Linked DNA regions of Mus musculus: region 2 is linked to region 1. Evidence: chromatin loops called from intact Hi-C (ENCODE). Cell type or tissue: left cerebral cortex. All regions are shown on one strand. Each heading gives the region's core, and the rest is flanking DNA. Links, peaks and the distances in the headings are about the cores only.

Region 1 (8,343 bases), core at 84-8,083:
AAAGGTATAATTTAAATGCACAGTTGCAGGCCACATTAAATGGTTTCATCAGGTGGGGCCAACCTTAGCTCTTGACCTGGGTTATTCCATAATGCTTTTTTTCCACCCTTACCTAGGAAACAATTTTGTACTATTTACCCCAAAACACAACCTTCTCAGGGAATGTGTTTATTTTCCAAGTCGAAGAAAAAAATAAGACCTGAGTGGAGGACACAGTCAGAATACATGTCCTTTGTGCTCATGCTGTAACTGGAGACTGCATCCAAACAACTAATGACTCATTTGATGACTAAAGAAACACTCATTTGTGCGGTTATGGTTTTTATGAGTTAGGAATCTGGGTTCAGCTAAATTGGACCCTCTCCCCACCCAGGGCTTCCCACATGGCTATAATCAACTTTTCCTCTGATACTGTGATTCTCCCATGATGTCTAACCTAGACAAAGACTTTTGAGCTCATTCATGATGTCACTGTTTGCATCTCATTCCCTTTCAGATGCTGAGCTGAGAGCCTCAAGTTACTAGAGAGCTGCTAAATGTGGTCCTCCGTTCCTTGTGATGGAGACCTCTCCAACGACAAAAATTGTTTGGCCATAGCCAGCTGGGAAAGAATCAGTTACTAATATGGAAGTTAGTGTTCTGTGTCAAGTAATTACAGAGCAGACAACCAATTTTGGTCTCTGCCATATTTTCTTATTTTGATGCAAATGACTACGCCAGTCTGTGTTGACAAGTGGCTTGTGCGTGGCAGAAAAGATCATCAGAGACCATCTTAGACACTGCTTGCTGAAGATTCATTGTAACAGCCACCCCCTCCCAACATTATAGACATACATGTCCATTATCAGCTTGTGCAAGCTTGGTCAGTGGACAAGTAGCTGTTTCACACAGGAAAACATCTGTTTCTATAGAGGCAGCAAACACAGTCTGGGCCAGACACAAAACCACAAGCTTTTATCTGTTTGGGCAGCATTACAGAGCTGGCTGCTACAGGTCCACTTTTCCTAAATTGACTTGGCTGGGGCAAGAATTAGATTTCAGAGAGAATCTTTGCACATAATGGCCTTTTAGATATTATATGAAAGGGTAACTGTGGCCCTGTAATTTATTCCTCCCTCCTCAGGGATCCCTGAAGACGTTTGACCCTGACCAGAATTCTTTGCAAATATCGACTGATCCACTATACTAACTGAAAGATAAATGAGGGTCCAAAAGGGTTCTGCTGTGCACTGATTACAGATCTGGAAATGACCTCAACCTCGGCATCCTATCCCAGTTCATTTAGATTGTTTATATTAAATCCAGGGCTGGGCTGATGCATGCAAGTTATACACATAGCCAGAACAAAGGTAGGTGCCTACCACAATTCTACAAGTTGGAAGTCTTCCTGACTAACTTGTCTGATGCCCTTGCCAGAATTCAAAACCATATCTGTTGTGTGGGAAAGTATCCTATGGGTTGGGCTCCCAGATGCTGTACATATAAATGGTCCTATTTACTATGTTGGCAATTAGTCAAAGCCTAGTGCTGGCTAAGTTGGGGTGATCTTTCTAAAACAGAAGTAAGACTAAGGATTGGTTTAGTAATAATTCAAGTGAGATGTTTATTTTTCAATGGCTTTAAGTAAGATTTACTTGGCATACAGTGACACATACACACACACACACACACACAGTGAGTCATTAATAACACTTATGTGATATAACCTTGCAACTGGAAAGATAAAACCTAAATGTTTGGTTATGATCCCTGATGTCCTAAAAAAGCTTCTCAAACTAACTGTATATGATTTATCACAGACAAGTACAACTCCAATCATAAGAGATCCGACAGGGTATATAGTATTATGTACAGGGAGGCTGAGTTCAGACTAGTTCTGAGTTTAAAAGTAATCATTTCAATGTTAAATCAGTGTGAGATTTGCTTACTCAGCACTCAATGCAAGAATCCAGGCCACTAAAAAGTGGCCAAGAAACAATACTTCAACCTTTGGCTTCATTAGCTGTTTACACATAGTCTTCCATGACCCACGTGGAAGGCAGAAGAATAACACCCCCCCCCAAATCAGGAGGTGAAACTAGGAAGACACTGGAATATCCGAATAGACAGAATAGACTATGGCTAGCTCTGATCTAAAGAGTGTGTCCTGAGAGAGCAACCTCTAGTGTTAATCTTTTCCTGTGAGCATAATTGGGATGGATGGAGAATCATGCTCCCATATGTTTGAACGTCAATATTCCACAGCCACGTGCTGCTACCAGTCTCAACTGGTTTTGATTAAATGCCAAATGACAGCCTTTACAATTCCCCAAGACTGCATGGAAGAACATACAAAATAATAAAGTTGCCACAGGTATGAAAGAGTACTAATATTCTAACTAGCTGTGCCGATTGAAGTAAATTATTGATCCCCACTAAATGTTTTTTATAAATCGGCATGTGATGAATTATTTATATGTACTTATTGCATATAATGTGGGATTTGATGTATTGGAATACTAGTTACTGTAGCTATTAAGGAAGGCAGTATGTATGTTCATCAAGGAATTATAAATAGAACTACTCTATGACCCAACAATTCTACATTTGGTTCTGTAGTTAATGGAAATTATCTCAGGGTGGCAGAGGCATCGGCACCCTGTGTTCACTGCAGTGTATGTCACAATAACTGAGAATGAAAACCAACTCATGAGAACCACCCCAACCATTTCTTTCCAGTAGCACTTGTCAAGCCAAAAAGCAGAACAGGCGACTTTTTGGTGCTGATAACAAACCATTTGTAATTCATACAGTCAATCCATCCATAACATAAAATGTGCCATAGAAAGTATTTTTAAAAATGCACCAAATGGTGGCAGGTAGAAGAGAACAGAGATCTGAATAGACCCAGTTTGTGTTTTGTTTTTGTTTTGTTTTTTTCTGCCACTCAAGAACAGTTTGCGCTCATGTGGGACATCTCCAGGTCACTTTAGCATAACTTGTGAAAGGCATTGAATTAACCAACATGCATCATCTTCTCACTTGGATGCACCTGGTCATCTTAAAAACCAGTATGAACAAGTTGATGATAGCAATGCCCTTGTGATTTGTGATTGCCTCAAGAGGAGAAAGAAATCGGGGAAGATATAGATACTGGTCACCCACCTGTCACTAAAGCAAGGCAGAGAAACCCCACTCACACTCAAGCCTCCTTCACTCAGCCTGTACAATTTAGCAAAGAACCAAAGCCAAGACCAAGAGTCTCTTTCTTCCTCACACTGTAAAAAATAATTTATAATCAGATCTTGGCTCTGACACTTAGCCCAGAGACTGGAGAATCTGTTTGAGTTATGGCAAAAATCACATCTCCCTTTCGGGGATATTGTTAGTCCTGCTTGCAAAGTCACCAGAAAGAATTCTGAGATTGAATTGTGCCCTGACAGAAACAAGCAAATAAAAGATTTATAAAGGGCTGTCAATCAGACAACACCTCCCGAGCCTATGACCCGAATGCACAATGATTGCAAAGGTGTCAGCGGCTGGAACACACGCAGACCAGAGCCTTTGGCAGAAATCGATACTGCGGCTTGGTGGAGAAGGCAGAGATTTTGGACTTGAAAGTGGTCCGAGGCAGCTGCCTAACACAGTCCTTTGGAAACATAATTGAGAGTTTACTGCTGGGCATTTGCAGAAATTGTGCCTATCTCGGGAAAACCGGACAATCTTGAAATCAGCACCAACCACCATGACTTCCTGATATCATTCAAATCGAAGAAGCCTCGCCACGGGAGCTACTGGATAAATAGAAACTGTATACTTAAGAATGAGTCTACGTTGCACTTCTTGTGTGCACATGGAGGTGTGATTGCTCCACAGTCAGTTAAAAATAGAAAATATATTCTAAAAAAAACAGTGGGTACCAAATTTCACAGCACTCATGCCCAGGTTTCTTGATTGCATTCGAAGCCAATGGAAAGTGCTCAACCACACTCTAAGGGATGAAGATGCTATAAACTCCATTGTGGGAACCTCAGGTTTCTCTCCTGCCCATATCAAAGGCTGCTTATTCAGGACTCCACCTCTCCAACTCAGTATCTAAAGCTGTTAGCAGCCAGCCTGCCTTCCTGTCGGTTTACCCCCTTCCCTTCTTTTGTAGAAGAAATGCTTATAGTGCATTTTCAGCAGCCTGAAAATGACTCGCTAATCCAAGCAGAGACGCCAGAGGGCGCTGTCTTTCAGGCACCTGCTCATGCTGGTGATCAAGCCGCAGACAGCCTGAGGACACAGAGCCTGCATTTCAAAAACAACAAAAGTTGGCTTACCAGCAACTCTGGAACTATCTGCCCTTACTCAGAATATTTAAATAATAATAAAATCATATGTAGTTCACAGACGTGGGTGCATATATACCAATGAGATAGGCAGGGGCTATCTAACAAGGTTTATGTTACATAACAGCCCACAAAGTGTCTGGAATTTGAGTAATATAAGTGACAGGTCATACATGTAAAATATTTATAGGATTCAGAGGACAGTACCAAAAAAGTGTAAGTGTTCTTTCCAATAACGTTATATTGATTACAGTTTGAATTACTATTATCCTAAATCTTCTTAGATAGATAAAATACATCACTGAAATTAATGCAATCATTAGGTAAGGGCTGTGGGCCCAGATCAAATAAGATGTCCAAACCACTTCCTCGCGGGAGCTCCAGGAACACTGAAGAAAATGGGGTGGGAAGTACAAAGGAGTTGGAGGCATGGTGAAGGGCTGTGAAATGCTATTCTCTCTATGAGATATGACCATTGGCAATCACGAACTCATAAAAACTGTAGTTACCTGCACTGAGTTGACACAACACTGACCCTATCAAAAATTAGTTAAGGAAAGGAGAGGTGGCTCAAATGACCCTTTTCCTCTGAACTATTGGCAATTGATAGAGTCTAGGAGGTAGAACCCATTACTGTCAGTCGTGTGCCCACTGCTGAGTCCAGGATGCTCCGGGGAATGACTCTAAAGCCATGATCATACAAGTGACCCTGGTTAATCACAGTGGGAAAAAAAAAAACCAAAGCAAACAGCCACTAACTTGAGAGAGAGATTTGTGAGGAGGATTGTGGTTAGTAGGGGTCGAAGGCAGGTGGGGACTGGAGTGGTTGATACTGTATGTGTATATATGCAGAATTATCTAAAAACAACTGAAAAATTAATGCATTCATTTCAATCTTTCCTAGTGTGATTCCAAAGACCTTAAATTTCTTGTCAAGTCTGCACTAATATCTCCTAATTAGTATTGATTAGTTAATTATAAATAACCCTGTATGGGCTTTAGGAAGACCAAGTTGTAGAAGATAGTGATATAGACCAAAGCAATGCTTGAGAGAGATAAATACATACTAGCTGATAGACCAAAAGTGTGGCCACTTCTCCATGCTAACTTCTTCTACTTATTGGCTCCTCTTTCTTAGAAGCACAATGTTCCCTAACAAAGAAAAAAGGAATTGGGGAGATCTGTCATCTGGTAAGCTGCCTCTAGGGAGGGAAGAGGAGATGGGATGGACCTGCCTGTGTCCTTTCTTCACAGTGAGTAAAGTTACAAAACATCCTTTAAGGGAGTCTGAAATCCTCTCAGAAAGGAGAAGGAGAAAAGGATGGACATTCCATCCAGGAAGGCATTCATAATATTTAAGAGCCAGCTAGACGGAGCTGAGTTTGGGATGCAGACCTAATGTCAGCAGTGACCCAGCAAAACTAGGCAGCAGGAAGTATGATCAAGCATGGGATAAGAGCTGAACATAGGCAGCCCCTCACAAGCTAAGTAAGGAGAGGCTCATATCTTTTTAAAACTCAATACACATACATGCTTACATTGAGATTGGTAATTAGGACTGTTGACACAACTAGTTTACAAAATAAAAGCATGAAATAGATGTGAAAGATATTCAAGCCACAAGGGAACAAAAAAAATGAAATTTGATAAATATCTAATCACAAAATTGGGTTAGAAGTGATTGCATACAAATCAGAATAGCTTCGTTACTGGTCTCTGGAACAGACTGCTGTGGGAGACATGGCAATGTTACAAATGGGTGTGCATTCAATGTCAAACCAAAATGGGCCATCAGAACAAAATTTTAATTGACACATGTTTATGATTTCAACTTAGAAAACAGTCCCTTACATACTTTCCTGCGTTCATCCGAATTTATTTTATTTCAAAAATGTTTATCAAAAACCTACTTTCCCAAGTTTCACTTTAGAAAGACCAATAAAATTCTATTGAAATTCTTCTCTACATTTGTTCTAGAATCTGGAGAGATGTCAAACAACCCTCAGGAACTAGAGTTCCAGGAGAACCTAAGGCTCTGCTCTAGCTTCTGGCACATGCAGATGTGCATAGGCACACACAATGTGTGTATATGTGTGTGTATGTGTGTGTGTGTGTGTGTGTGTGTGTGTGTGTGCGAGAGAGAGAGAGAGAGAGAGAGAGAGAGAGAGAGAGAGAGAGAGAGAGATCTTTGTAAAAGAAACATTGCATAGAGACATTGAAATAGCTCTGTGGGTAGAACGCTGCCATGTGATATTAGACCTTGGTTACATTTCGCTTTAGTATCTTCTTAGTTGTGAACATCTGAGGTCACCTGATACTTGCTCAGAATAAGTAACAACAGACTTACAGAATACTTCATCAAGGTCATCTTTGTAACCATAATATTATGGGACAGTAGTTCAGGATGTTGCCTTGTCCTGCTCATCCTCTGGAATGAGGAAAATATTTTGTTATATAGGAGACATAATGTTAACCTCTGAGTATATTTCAGAGTTGAAAGCCATTGGAGAGACATCCAATTTCAATGGTACATCCACCCATCTTCCAATTCTACTGGGGCTAGGCTATTGGAAGGAAAGGGGAAAGAACCCCAAACGTATCCTACATGGATGGAAAAGGACACTTCCAGACAATGTAAGGTTACTGAGTAAAAGCATCAATGCCAGGACTGGGCTACCTCTCTGCTCTATGACATGTTGGCTAGAGAAGCCACCAAGTCCCTACCAACCATAAAGGCTATTGCCACTGCTCTTGGTTGTATGCCAAACTAGATGGTAAGACCCTATTGCTGAAGACATTGCTTGTGTGTACTGTGACTGCAGGACATGGAGAAATTAAGCTTAGACTACACTAGAAGCTCCTCCCAGCTGGCTGGTTTTTACAGTGCCAGAGATGTGTATACAGGGCGCTGATCAGCAACTGTCAGCAACACTCCTGCTTAGTATGGACTGTGTGTGCTAAAACACCAACATGCCAGGAAGGGTATGCCTGCTCGTGTGATAGTTGCTCCACTAATCCTCTATGGTGAGTGGAATTAACAGCCTTCTGATTAGATTTAAGACCAATCCCACAAGAGGCAGTTTACATCTGGTACTGTAAGGCAAGACAAAAATCTTGTGGCTGGGGAAGTCCTAGGTCCCGATGGGGAAGCAGTTTCTCTTGTTTCATTATATGGGTATGATGAACCCATAGATCTCCTTGTTGTCAGTCCTAACTCATGACCACTGCCAAAGATGTCCAAAACAAGTGACCATTGCTTTGACATGGTGGCCTAACTCTTACCCATAGGTGGACACCTAGATCGAGGCAGGTTTTGGGGATACATCTGGCATTCAGCCATTTCTGCTCCTGTTTAAGTAAGGTGATCTTTCCAAGGCTTGGGGCTCATGGTGGAAGAGGAGGCAGAGAGGATGTAAAAGCAGGAAGGGGTAGAAAGCTGTGTAACTGCTTCCTCAGAGATCAGAACATCCCATCCTACAGGGAAGCTCCTTGAGACAGAAGATAAACCACTCAATATAGTTTCAGAAAGTTCCTGAAATTGACCAAATCAAATAGCACCCCACCCCCATCATAGTGTAAACAAGCCAAACTGGAAAAAAAAAAATCTGAGACCTGACCAGGAAGAAATAGGCCTAGAAGAAAAGGAAAGGAAACCAGCCAAGAGGCCTAGAAGAGATTTAGATTAGATGAGTCACTCGGAACGGACCCTCTCCAATCTGTGGAGCTGCTTACAAGCTATGCAGCGTGTGCCAGGATCCCAGTATTTTTGAGCTATCATCCAATGTAGAGGTGGGCTTTGGTAATACAACTGTCTTTGGTAGTTTCTGATCCTGTAAATAACTCCCCACCCATATTACTGAACATAATCCCAGTAAAACTCACTGGTTCACGAAGTTTGACTTTAATGATACCCATGCTTTGACCCACTGCGGACTTCCTAGTTGGGATCATTAGACAGGTGTTATGTCTCCCGGGGAAAAAACTTGGTCACAGAATGTGGGACCCAGATTTGAATGCGTCTTTTGAGGGAACA
Region 2 (8,343 bases), core at 289-8,288, 610 kb before region 1:
AGTGGTTAAGTGCACTGATTGCTCTTCTAGATGTTCTGAGTTCAATTCCCAGCAACCACATGGTGGCTCACAAGTATCTGTAGTAGGAACTGATGCCCTCTTCTGGTGCATCTGAAGATAGTTACTGTGTACTCATATGCATAAAATAAATAAATAAAAAGGAGTAGAGAAATTGAGCAGAATATAAGCAAGTGAGCAACCACATCTGGCTCTGCTCACATTGGGTGGCACCATTTCCTAGGCAGGGGATCCTGTATTGTGTAAGAGCAAGGGAATCAAGCTGAGTGCAAGCAAGCAAGCAAGCAAGCACACAAACACACAAGCAAGGGAACACACATCCTTTACTAAGTATGTGATATTATGTGCTCTGTCAAGTACCTGACTTGACTTCCCTGCTATCATAGACTATAGCCTAGAACTGGGGACTGAATAAACTCTTACACTGCTTTTTGTCGGGATGTTTTGTCACAGCAGCAGAAGTGAAATGATGGCAGCTCTTTTCCCCTGCAGCTTCAGTCATAGCAAGGCCTTCCACTGGAAGAAATTAGAGGCCTTTACTGAGGACTGCTGCCATTATTTATGCAATTTTGCTTTATGTAGTTATGTGTTCAGAACTCATCGTGTATGAAACACGAACCGAATTTTATCTTTTTTCCCCATGGATATTCAATTAGCCCAGTATTAGTATTGCAAAGGTAGGCTCTGCATATTTAATTAAGATACAGTCTTTGCCCTACATTTTATTTCCATGTGCATTTACACTCTGATGGCTCTATTCTGATCTATTCCATTTTGTTCCACTTTTCCATGTAGTCCCTTCTGTACTAATACTTTTGCCATGCTGTTGGTACTGGAAGACATGTTTCTATGTGTCCTAGTTATTTTCACATAGTTCAAGAGGAGACTCTCTGTCCCCATCTCCTAGAGCTGCTTAGGTTTGCTTCAGCTCACTTCACCTTCAGAGCTACTGGCAGTCACGGAGTCTCTCGTGTGTTATATCACACAGATACTTCTCCTGTGTCCATATTTATGTATCTATTTTTACCTTATGTGTAAGTGTTTTGCCTGCATGTATGTCTATATGCCAAGTGTGTCCAATGCCCATGGAAGCCAGTAAAGGGCATCAGATCCTCCTCAACTGGAGTTACAGTTGTGAGCTGCCATGCCAGTGACAGGAGCTAAACTCAGGTCATCTGAAAGGGCATTTAGTGCTCTTAACCACTGAGCCATCTCTCCAGTCCCTACTTCTATATTTGAATTGCAATTGTCTGGCTCAACCCAAACTTACAGGATATTCTATTGATAGATGGTACCCAACTTAATTCTATCTGCAACATTAGTTGTGCTTTATTTTTTTATAATACAGTCAAGTTTAAAGGATAAAGGAGCTGTCATCTCTCGTGGGCTTTTCCTGACATTTGTTATTCCAAATTGTATCGGTGTATAATTTTATATAAGAACCAGAGAGGCTGGAGAGATTCTTCAGTCATTAGAAGTTCTTAAAGCTCTTCTCAGCACCCACTTGGTTGTTGGTCATTACCATCTCTAGTTCTAGTTCCAGGGGATCCAACACCTGCTTCTGGCTTCATGGGCACCGGGCACACAAGTAGTGTCCACACATGCAGGTACCACACCCATATACACAAATTACAAGAAGAACTGGTGACTTACATACTCTTTCTCTCTTAGGCCATAGGAAATCAGAGATCCTCTGGATATTTCCCGTTTAAACCATTTATATACGTGGCTGTCAACCTGTGGGTTGTGACCCTCCTTGGGGTTCAAATGACCCTTTCCCAGGGCTCGCATAATACCACGTGAAAACACAGGTAATTATATTGTGATCCATAACAGTAACACAGTTATAGTTATGAAGTAGCAACAGAAATAATTTTATGGTTGGGGGTCGGTACTACATGAGGAATTGTATTAAAGAGGCACAGATTTAGGAAAGTTGAGAACCACTGTTCTATATAATGTTATTGGAAATCTTACTCTATACAAACGACACTTTCCCGTGAATCATCTGCTCTCTGAGGAAATATAGAACTCAATAAGTTGACACTGACCAAAGATTCAAGCGGAGGAAGTATTGGATAGGTTGAGGATGGCTGGGGGGGGGGGGGGGAGTGGTGGTGGGGGGGGGGTGTAAAAACTTTTACACTTCTGCCCCCTGCAGGACAAAGCTAAAACAGCAACCAGTTGTAATTTGGTTAGAGAATGCCATCTGCAACGCAACGATTGCATGGCAAGAGCTCTGAATATCCGAGCCACCTCTCCAGTCCCCAAAGCATAGTTCAATATACGCATACGCCGTGGATCTATCAGATGACAGTAATCTGTATGCCCGTTACCTGCAGTATTTGCAGTTTCTTAGTAGTGAGAACACAACAAATCCTTTCAGTGATTTTTTAAAAAATATTCTATATATTTGAATTTTGACAGGGTCATGCCAGCTCAAAGCGGCCTGAGACTTACGTATGGAGAGGAAGGACGTCTTTGCTTTACTGATTCTTTTGTGATCACCTACACACCAGGATTGCAGGTGTGCATCATATATTACTAGCCACAGTTGTCTTGCTACATATGTCCTGGAGGACCTGCGTGCCCATCACTACTGACCACACCTTCCCCCCTGCTGGGCATCAGTCCCAGGTCTCATCCTCCCCGCAAATCTGCAACTCTGTACTCACTGGACAATTTCTCTCCCTTTTCTGCCCTGCCCTCCATCTAATGACGGGGTTTCTCTGTTTAATTAACTCAACTATTGCCTTTTAAATGCATTTTTAATAGATTCTTTGAGGATTTTTTTATACATGCATAGATAATATTTCATTTATGTTCACTCCATCTCTCTCCCCTCCACCAAATCCTCTCCACTTCATATCTTGTTAGAAACAAATCTGAACACAACGATTGCTGTGCATACAGTGGGTGTGGGGCTTTGGCTTGGTCCAGTGCAGTTAATGGTGGCTGCTCATTGGTCACGAGATAGTAGTGTCTGCTTGACCGGAAGACATTGCTTCACTTTCTGGTGCCATATTTCCACAATATTTCTTGGCCTAGTGGATAGGGTCTGAGTAGTTGTTCCATTTAGGGCGTTACACACGATGGATAAGAACTCTTCCACTGTAACGGCCCTAGTTTTCTTAAGTTTTTTCCTAATTGCGCACATCCCTCAGGGTCCTCTGGGACGCGGATGGTAAATCATAAACTCACAGTCCATGTCGTAAGGAGCTTCCTGCTTTGCGAGTGTGGCAGGCCTGATTTTAGGGGTGACCTCTTGCAAGGTGCGAACTGAAGATTAGCCTGGGAGCGAATGAGTGTCCCACACTCAAGAGTGAGCCACTTAAGGAGAGACATTTGGGCTTCTCTAGATTGACCACTAGATGGCAGGAAAAATCCACGTACCTGCTTCGAAGCGCCAGCCCCGCAACGCGCAACCCCCCTCTTGCTTTGGGTATCTAAGGCCATCAGTTCAGAAATACAGAGGCCTAAGGACCACCGTGGTGGCAGCCCAACCCCATGTAAACACTAGGAATCTGACCCGTCTCTCCCAATAGTCTTTACAGTTAATCTCAACTTCCTACCTATTAGAGCCCATTAGGAGGGGGTGGCCCTCTTTGAGAGCCTATTTCATAAAAGCCCAACTGGCTGTCAGGTATCACATGTGTTTTACTATTTCATTCTTTTATATCTTTCATTATTATTTTATGTTTCCTACCAGAATTTTCTGTGGACGTTATTTGACAACCCAAAGTGACGGATCTCTAATGGTCAGCATTAGAGTATGTCATAGCCTCAGAGAGGAGAGTTGGCCAGGCTTCACAGTCTAGTCAGTCAGGGGCAGCCGGGTACTTCTGTCAGCAACAGCTGCTGTTGGCTGGGTTCTTTCTGGGCACCAGGAATTGCGCTCAGTATTTTATATAGGCAAGTTTTTCTAACTATTCAATGAGCATGCACTCCACGATACATACAGAATATATTTCCCAGGAAAGTATACAATGACCAGAGAATTCAAGGAATTTCCTCAAGGTCGTATTTTTAAGTAAAGTACATGGGTATTTTCTTTCAATGTATGTCTACTACATAGAATTAACGGCGCAGAGCTTGTTGTCAGCGACGTCTAGGCTTTACGAATTCATACGAAAACATCTTGCCCTCTCGACCTGGGGAATGCATCTCATTACTAGCCCACTGGGACGAGCACATTTAGGAAATGGTTTGAGCTGTGCTTCCCTGAGTCAGGGTGACTGTTAAGCTAATCCTTAGGGGTCTACTGTGATGATAGGGAGGCCACTGTGAGCAGAATATTTTGACCCTGGGCTGACCTGCCGGCTCCAATTACAGGACCGTCTTTAGCGTGATGGATGGAGTAGCGACATCATACCTCCCAGCCCGTCCTGTGAGACCAGCTCTTTAACCTCTGCCTCCTCCCCAGGGAAAGGCATAGTTCTGCTCTCCCTCATCTTCAGTGTGTCTCTGATGCCCAAGACCTCCAAGCTACCTGGGGACACAGTGAACCTCATCTTGTGCTATGACAGTCTATTGCTTGGGAAAGAGACTGTCTCTCATTGCTCTGTTTCTAGACCAATTAGGACTCTTGGGCAAATGGAGAAAGCCTGTTTCAGGTGTCTCTGAAGTGTGTCTCATGACAGGCAGGGTGGGAAATACCTGAACCCCAGGAGGCTGGAATTGGGTGCTGCCAGAGCCCAGGAAGCCTCCCTTTGGCTTTTCGCACCCTGTCCCTGCTTCCACATACGTTTTCGTTTTCATGACGCTTGCCTCTGCTCCCAGAGTTTCCTGCTTGTTAGTAAATGTCCTGGCCACCAACAGTTCCACCAATTCCTCTGTCATTTGTTTTGCCTCAGGAGGAAAAGCTGCCCCGGTCGATGTTGGCACACTGTTCACTATTATGCAAGGACCTAAATATTTCTTTGTCTCAGGATGCAGCTGACTTCAGAGGCCCGTGGTTTTGTTTGCCCATTGTGGTGGGGCTGTTCTTGCTCACTTTTAGATAAGGCTGTGTCAGCTCTCCGACCATAACCTGTTCGTTGAAAGGACTTTTAAAGTCAGCTGTAATTCACAGTCCCAGAACTTCGGGGAGGGGGGTGGGCGCAGAATCTGTGTCTTTGGAGATAGAAGAATGCTTTTATTGTTTTTTTTCCCCCTGTTTTCTTTTTAACATCTGTTTTCTTCCTTCCCTCCAACATCGCAGAACAAGGCTTTTCCAGGTCTCATGTGCCTCTTTGACAGCAGAGACTGCTTTAGTTGGCTTTAATGAACACTGTTTCCAGCAGCCCAGATTTGAGAATTTTAGTGTTTTGATTTACAGGCACAATCAAGAACCTACATTATTGAAGTGGGTCTGAACATCAGTGACACTCATGCTAGGCACCAGGGACTCTGGTAGACCCTCAAGTGCCACTTACAAGTGTTGGGGCCTGCTGGCGAGGATGTGGAGAAAGAGGAACACTCCTCCATTGTTGGTGGGATTGCAAGCTTGTACAACCACTCTGGAAATCAGTCTGGCGGTTCCTCAGAAAATTGGACATAGTACTACCGGAGGATCCCGCAATACCTCTCCTGGGCATATATCCAGAAGATGTCCCAACCGGTAAGAAGGACACATGCTCCACTATGTTCATAGCAGCCTTATTTATAATAGCCAGAAGCTGGAAAGAACCCAGATGCCCCTCAACAGAGGAATGGATACAGGAAATATGGTACATTTACACAATGGAGTACTACTCAGCTATTAAAAAGAATGAATTTATGAAATTCCTAGGCAAATGGATGGACCTGGAGGGCATCATCCTGAGTGAGGTAACCCAATCACAAAGGAACTCACACAATATGTACTCACTGATAAGTGGATATTAGCCCAGAAACTTAGTATAACCTGAGATATAAGATACAATTTGCTAAACACATGAAACTGAAGAAGAATGAAGACCAAAGTGTGGACACTTTGCCCCTTCTTAGAATTGGAAACAACCACCCATGGAAGGAGTTACAGAGACAAAGTTTGGAGCTGAGACAAAAAGGATGGACCATCTAGAGACTGCCATATCCAGGGATCCATCCCATAATTAGCCTCCAAACGATGACAGCATTGCATACACTAGCAAGCGTTGGCTGAAAGGACCCAGATATAGCTGTCTCTTGTGAGACTAGGCTGGGGCCTAGCAAACACATAAGTGTATGCTCACAGTCAGCTATTGGATGGAGCACAGGGCCTCCAATGGAGGAGCTAGAGAAATTACCCAAGGAGCTAAAGGGAACTGCAACCCTATATGTGGAACAACAATATGAACTAACCAGTATCCCGGAGCTCTTGTCTCTAGCTGCATATGTATCAAAAGATGGCCTAGTCAGCCATCACTGGAAAGAGAGGCCCTTTGGACTTGCAAACTTTATATGCCCCAGTACAGGGGAACGCCAGGGCCAAAAAGGGGGAGTCGGTGGGTAGGGGGTTGGGGGGTGGGTATGGGAGACTTTTGGGATAGCATTGGAAATGTAAACGAGGAAAATACCTAATTAAAAAAAAGGAAAAAAAAAACAAGTGTTGGGGGCCTCAGCTATTGGTCTTTTCTTCCTTGTCCCCTCTGCATGCCCACTGGGTGTACTGAGAGTGGTCTATGCCTTTTGTCCACTTGTTTGGGGATTAGGAAAAAGCACCAGAGACCAAACAACTAGAATCAGAGCCAAGCTCCCAGAGGGCTCTCTGAGTATCCCTGCTGCTTCCTCATCTTCTCTGTCCCTGTACCCCAATAAGTGTGTCTGGAGAGCTTAAGGCCAGGGATTGAGAAGAGCTGTGGTCTGTCCCATGGTGAGACATCTGTGCCTTGACCAGGAGGGAGGACAAGTGATGTGTTTTGTTTCCTGTATGCTTATGCTTCTACGGGAAATGGGCTCAAAGAGTGAGAAAGGTAATTTGACAAAGGGAAGGAGAAAAGAAGGAGGGAAGGAAGGAAGGATTGGCAGTGGTTTGAGCATAAGGTCATGAATGTGTCCTGTGGACCAAGGAGAGTCAACAAAGAACTTGTCTTGCGTATCCATTCTGGTCTTGTTTTTATAACTGTCAGCATAACACGACAAAAATCAATTTCAGGTGGATGGTGAGTCAAATACAGGAAGTAAAACAATCGAGACTCTGGAGTGTCGTGGAGGAGGTTCTCTTTAGGACTCTGTGGTGACAACTGGCTCTCTAATGGGAAACGCCCACACGCTCATATTCACTAAGTCAGCACTGCTCCAAGTGCATGTCTCAATTTTCCGCACATACAGTCCAGTGAGGTGAGAGTGATTTGCTACTCCCAACTCTCGGAGAATCAAGATTCCCTGTCTGGCTGACTTTGTAAAGAACGTGGGTGTGTGCTGAGGAGGGCTATTTCTGTATAACATATAGATTATGCTATACATACATATGCCTTTTTTTCCTGTGACCAGGCTGAAGGGCTTGAGATTTCTCATTTCAAGCTACAAGTTAACTGCAATGATAGCTGTAGTTAAAAATCAAGCATTTGTTTTAAAAAATTATATATTAATTAAAATTACTTATTTATTTTAGTGTGTGTGTGTGTGTGTACGTACAGGTGTATGCATTCCACAATGGTGTGTGTGGAGGCCAGGGAACAACTTGTGGGAGTTAGTTTTCTCCTACCACGTGAGTTCCTGGAATCAAACTCAAGACATTGTGTATGGAGGCAAGGCAAGTCCCTTTATCTACTGAGCCTTTGAGCCAACAACAAATCAAGCTTCTTTTAAAACAAAGTGTTCAGTATATATTTAAATGAAGGTTAAAAAGTCTTCCTGATGTCAGGGGTTGAGCAAGCTCAATCCTTAGAACAGTCCTGTGAGGCCTATAGAGTTATGCCCATTCTTCTCTCCTTGGTAAAACGGACTGATAGAGAATTTTAACATGACACCAAAGATGATAAGTAGCCACTGGAGGAGCCACGACTGCTATCTGGGTAGACCTGTTCACCATTAGTCTGTGTAACAAAAAGAGATAACTGGTCCTAGATGATCTAGCAGCTTTTGATGGCATATCCTCCTCACCACATCCCTGTAGGGCCAACCTAGCTTCCCTCACCAGAATCCTGGGGTTCCCATATTCCATCCTTTCAGTTGCTTTCTAAGGAGTAATTTTCTAAGTAAATGGACAACCGGGCTGGATTTCCTTGGCTTTGGGACTTTCGCCAGTCTGCTTTCCATGGCCTGTGTTAGTGGCCATAGAACACCATGCTTGGTGTCTCCGGCAGGTGAAGAGCGTTACTTCTAGAAACAGATGGAGATATTTGGTTGTATCAGAGTCATAGCATCAGAACAGCTGGCAAA

What was found. A loop is a pair of places that touch in the nucleus more often than their neighbours do. Peaks named below come from ENCODE experiments on the same cell type or tissue, not always from the same donor. Only the 100,000 strongest peaks of a DNase experiment are listed, where the experiment ranks them.
Region 2: a loop joins it to region 1, with 4 times the contacts of the local background. A loop is called at or near these places in 4 of 42 quality-filtered maps.

Annotation. Positions count from the first base shown.
Region 1 is chr8:112,968,493-112,976,835 of GRCm38, reverse strand. No RefSeq gene overlaps it. Among named protein-coding and RNA genes, the nearest start is that of Gm45904, 51 kb to the right of the region's middle. In left cerebral cortex, for the core only: a CTCF peak has its summit at 4,191 (motif pointing right); a DNase peak (open chromatin) is centred at 4,204.
Region 2 is chr8:113,577,862-113,586,204 of GRCm38, reverse strand. No RefSeq gene overlaps it. Among named protein-coding and RNA genes, the nearest start is that of Gm24291, 53 kb to the right of the region's middle. In left cerebral cortex, for the core only: CTCF peaks have their summits at 2,213 (motif pointing left) and 3,379 (motif pointing right); DNase peaks (open chromatin) are centred at 2,199, 3,383 and 7,309.